2 separate regions of the Homo sapiens genome follow, and region 1 is linked to region 2. The links are chromatin loops, found by intact Hi-C in ENCODE. Cell type or tissue: heart left ventricle. All regions are shown on one strand.

Region 1 (2,500 bases), 120 kb before region 2:
CCTAGGAAAATAATTTTCTATTTGAGGATTGTAATAGTCTGGTTGTTGACTGTCCTCTGGCAGAAGTTTCTGCTTCTGCACCTGGGAAGACTGCAGACAGTGTCCCAGGACCTCATCTCTAAGTAGTGTTTCATTAGGAATATAAATCAACAGTTTCCCTAACATATTTTGCTTTCGGGAAAGAAAATGAAAAATTATTTTACTGGCACCTGTGTTGATTGTGCTGAAGTAAAAGGACTCAAACAGAATTCCTTGTGCTGAACAGTGTCTAAGAAGCATCATGATACAGGAATAGAAAACCACACACTGGATGTTCTCACTCATAAATGGGAGTTGAACAATGAGAACCCGTGGACACAGGGAGGGGAACATCACACACTGGGGCATGTCGGTGGGTGGGGGCAGGAGAGGGAGAGCATTAGGACAAATACCTAATGTGCACAGGGTTTAAAACCTAGATGACAGGTTGATAGGTGCAGCAAACCACCATGGCACATGTATACCTAGGTAACAAACGCACACATTCTATACATGTATCCCAGAACTTAAATAAAAAAGAAGCATCATGATAGAGATGCAGCAAAGATCACTCGGATCTGGTCAGCCATCAAGTCCTCTTTTCAAATAGACATCAGCAAAAATTAAGTTTAGAAAAAGCACTGAGGTGGGAATCAGGATATGGGGGGTTCGTTCTTTATTCTGCCACAAATCCGGGGTATGTGGCCTTGGTCAAGCCATTGGACTTCTTTTGACAAGTTTATTTATCTAACACTTGGATTTGCAGAGATTATATCTAAGACCCTGTACAGCTCTGTGAATCTGTCTCTTCCTAACCAAAGGAGCCTCTACTATGTTTAGACCGAGAAAAAGATTCTCATTCATTAGAGCATTTTAAAATAGTGCTTTAATAGGACTTGGCTGTTAAAGTATGATCTTGGTGTACTGAATAATTTCACAACAGGAAACAAAAACCGTTTTTTGGCAGGGAGGGAGGGTTTCCAGCTGTTCTTGGTGATGACTTGGCATAGGTTTAAAAATGTCTGTTGTAGGACTCTTTTCCACCTGAATCTCACCGTTTCAAATGATGTCTTTGTAGTATATTCATTGTGTGTTAAAATATTAGACATAATTGGAAAAGAAGGCAGTCACATTTGAGAACACAGAGGGCATACTCTGCAGCAGTCATGGAGATTCTGTTATTCAAATGGCTATGAAATGTTAACATACACTCTTTAGAGAAGGAACAAATCAAACCTATGTTATCACAGAACTTCTGATACACTTTCTTATTGAGCGCCCACTGGTGGCCACATGTGTTCTATATCCACTAACCCAGATGTACAGAATATTAGAACTCAAGGGTTGTAAGGGATGGCAATAGATTTAATAACAAATGACATCTTCCATTAGATTGATAGTAGCTTTCTGAAGTGCCGTATTGAAAAGTATTCAGAAAAGTCTAGCTGGAAAGTGTCATGATTCATTATTAATGTTTGTCAAGAGCCTGGAAACAAGATTTGTATCATAAGTGCCATGGTTAGCCTTCCTTCAGTCACCAGGTCTGGTACCCTCATAGACAAAGAAATTGAGGGCTAGAGAAGCTGAGTGACTTGCCACATACTTAGCATGAAACCAGGACTAAAACACAAGCAACTTCACCTCTTCCTTTTCCTCCTCCTCCTGTGCTGTAGAAGAAAATAAGACTTTTATAAGGGTATCCCCTTATAAATAAGCCCCTAATGCACAGTCAGTTTAAATAACAAACTATAAAATGACATCATTGATAGTGGCCAGGTGAGAAGACTGCAATTCAATTTGGCCTTTCAGACTTCAAGTCACTCAGGAGAACTCCAGTGTTATGATCCAGTGCCCCAGAGAAAAGCAGTTCCTTGTGAACCACCTTCATTTGCAAGGGCTTTAGCAGGATACCAGTGGCACTGGTATTTTAGTAAATACGTCCATAGTCTTGGTGACCACAGTGTCTTTATCTAGAATCATGTTCTGGATGAAAACTATTTGTCTTAACTTCAATTCAGACAAGAAAAATGTAGGAAGCCTACAATATAAATGAGATGGTATTCACTGTAGATTGAGAGACAGCTTTTCTGGGACATGAGATGAAAGTGATTCTAGGATTTCAAGAAACTTGACTCCTGGAATCCAAAACATACATTGTTTTGCTTTTAGCTGGAAGAAACAATGTACGTTTTTAATTCATACTTGCTTCTTATGTAATATCAATACTTAGGAAACATTTATTGGGCATCTACTATTTTACTGTTCCTTATGTAGATGTTGGTTATACAAAAGTAAAGATGACGTAGTGGCATAGTATTTGTTCTTAAGGAGCAAGCAATACAGTGGAGGGTTTAGGTAAAGTATTACAGGACAGTATGATAGGTAGGTATATGTCAGAGGACCTGCAGTTAGCTCTGTATGAAGGGATTTAGGAAGGCTTTATCAAGAGGTCGTATATGAACTCAGTTTTGAAAGATGACTA
Region 2 (2,500 bases):
TTGCAGTGAGCCAAGACCGTGCCACTGCACTCCAGCCTGGGCAGCTAAGTGAGACTCCATCTCAAAAAAAAAAAAAAAAAAAAAGAAAGAAAGAAAGAAAATACAAAGTAGATAGGTAGGTAGTGTCGATGGAGAGATATGCTAGTTTTTAAAGGTCCACTCCCAGCCCCAATGAAACCTCCTATACTTGGACCAAGTTTAAGTCTGATAGGGTGAAATGTTGACATGGCTATGTGTCTTACAAGGACACCCGCTACTGGGCTTGGGTGGAGTTTTTGGCTTGCATTTCTTGGCAGTTTCAAGTAGAAATTACAATCGGAAGTATCAGGGTGTTTCTGAGATCCTGGCAATGCTGGGTATCTGCATTGGTAACAAAGGCAAGGAGCCAAGCAGTGTGTCCTCCAAGCAGCCACTCACTGACTGGAAGACTTTCTCAAGAAAAACATATTTCCAGTTCCCACATCAGGATCTACTTCTACCTCCTGAGTCTTTTCTACACACTTCTCTCCAGTGCTGATGCTCTATAATGAACGATGTGAAGGTGGTGGGGCATGGGGAGGAGGGCAAAAGGATGGGCATGTTATTTGGGGGCATGATGGGGATGGATATCTTAGGGAAAACAATTAAAGAAGAAAGGAGGAGGGCTTCCACTCTGCCTGGCTGGATGGAATAAATGTTTGAGCAGCATTCTGTCCAGCTGGGGAAAGGCCAAGACTAATTTAACCTTTGGTCAAATGGTTGGGAGTTAGCTAGTTTCCTTTTTCCTCTTACATCACTCCCAGAGATTCAGACAAAAATAACATGGTCCCGATTACATGACATTATGGGCTCTGAAAATACACCAGGGAGGATAGTGTTGAAACCCCTCAGAGGCAAATTAATCCTAGCAAAGCAACAGCTGTAAGATTGATACAAACAGGAGAAACAACAGCATATTGGTTCCAGGTTTGCTTAAAAGCTTATTTTAATCCAAGCAATTTTTTAAAAGGGTTAAAATCACTAATTGGGAGGGTTTCTGTTACTTAAAAATGGAGCTTTACGAAATACCTCTATATGCTGTTGTCCACTGGCATACTTTTGGATTTAATTCCCAAATTCTCTTTTATATCCTTATTGTTTAAAGCAGAAATAAATGCAATGGTGAGAAAGAGTTTGCCTCTGCTGAATCAGAGCTTCCACACCAGGCCTGTATCGGGGAAGTGAAGGTGTGGGAGTCACCTCTGTCCTGGGCTGCTTGCCCAAATCTGGCAGGCAGGAGCTGGGCACCTGCCCCTCCTCCCTGAGCTGATCCTGTCCAGAGCGGACACTTGAGTGTTTCCTGAAAGCACAGCTTGCAGCCCCTGGAGGACAATCTGCAGAACTTGTATGCACCATTTACACTCAAAAATCAAAATATTTCCTCTCCCCGGGACACAGCAGCCCCCTCCACACCCGCCCACTTTGCAATCGGGCATTACTTGGAGACCCAGTATGAACCCTAGAATAGAAATCTCACAGCTGGAGCAGAACTTAACCAAAAGGAACACACTTTAGGACAAGAGGAAATTGATCATAATGGTTACAGGCATGGTCTCTGTACTCAGGCTGCCTGAATCCAAAGCCAGCTCAGCCCATTGCTGTTTGTGTGACCTTGGGCAATTGCCCCTCTGTGCCTCAGTACCCTTGCATGGGAAATAGAAATAAGAACAGCATCTACACCACAAGGTAGTTGGGAGGATGAATGATACTGTTTGGAAGGTACACAGGCCTAACAAATAACAAGAACAAAACAATCAAGCTGCTCTCCTTGTCAGAACCACAGTGGTCTTGGAGGTCTTAGCAAACTTACTCTAGAAATTCGGTGGTGGCTGATGGATGGCCTCAAGTAATCTTCGGGACTGGGCTAATTTCTAACTCTTCCATCATAAAGGTAAAGACTCTCAGGACAGCAGCCATGTAATCAATGAAGAGTCCCAATGCCAAGTCAGATGAGCAAGCAGAAGAGATCCATGTTTTTCTCTTGGGAACAGAGAAAGTGGTTTGGGCTCTGCTTGGATGGGGGCTAGGGGTTAGTTGCGAGGGAAGAGGGAACAAGCTCATTAACACATAGAAGGCAGATGAGCCATTTGAAGGGAATGCTGAAGCTTGGGAAACACTGCTTCCACGCATCCATCTATCCATTAAGTCATTCAACAGATCTCCATTTAATCTGTGCCTGGTGAATACTGTGCTAAGGTCTATTCATACAGAATGAGCATTGGATAAAGCTTACAGAATAATAGCAGAGATACATTTAAAATTTAATCACATGAATATTTAACTTAAAATTGTGTTTTTTTGTGTTATTTTAAATAATAGAGAACTATGATAGGAAATAATGGGGGGTGGGGGCACAGAAATGATCCCAGGGGACTGAGCAGCTGGAGGTTTGAACCTGTTCCTCATAGTGCCTCCTGGACAGGTCAACAGCCTCATTTCACCAGCTCTGGTCCTTCTTGACTTTGGTCTTGTAAACTATTAC

The links. Hi-C counts contacts between places; a loop is a spot of excess contacts. Peaks named below come from ENCODE experiments on the same cell type or tissue, not always from the same donor. Only the 100,000 strongest peaks of a DNase experiment are listed, where the experiment ranks them.
Region 1: a loop joins it to region 2, with 2.8 times the contacts of the local background. A loop is called at or near these places in 4 of 110 quality-filtered maps.

What each region holds. Positions count from the first base shown.
Region 1 is chr15:58,042,210-58,044,709 of GRCh38, reverse strand. All of the region lies in intron 1 of ALDH1A2 (aldehyde dehydrogenase 1 family member A2), which reads left to right. Among named protein-coding and RNA genes, the nearest start is that of ALDH1A2-AS1, 22 kb to the left of the region's middle. In heart left ventricle, a CTCF peak has its summit at 1,304 (motif pointing left); no DNase peak of the experiment used is centred here.
Region 2 is chr15:57,921,767-57,924,266 of GRCh38, reverse strand. No RefSeq gene overlaps it. Among named protein-coding and RNA genes, the nearest start is that of ALDH1A2-AS1, 140 kb to the left of the region's middle. In heart left ventricle, a CTCF peak has its summit at 1,361; a DNase peak (open chromatin) is centred at 1,266; H3K4me3 peaks cover 495 bases; H3K27ac peaks cover 2,055 bases.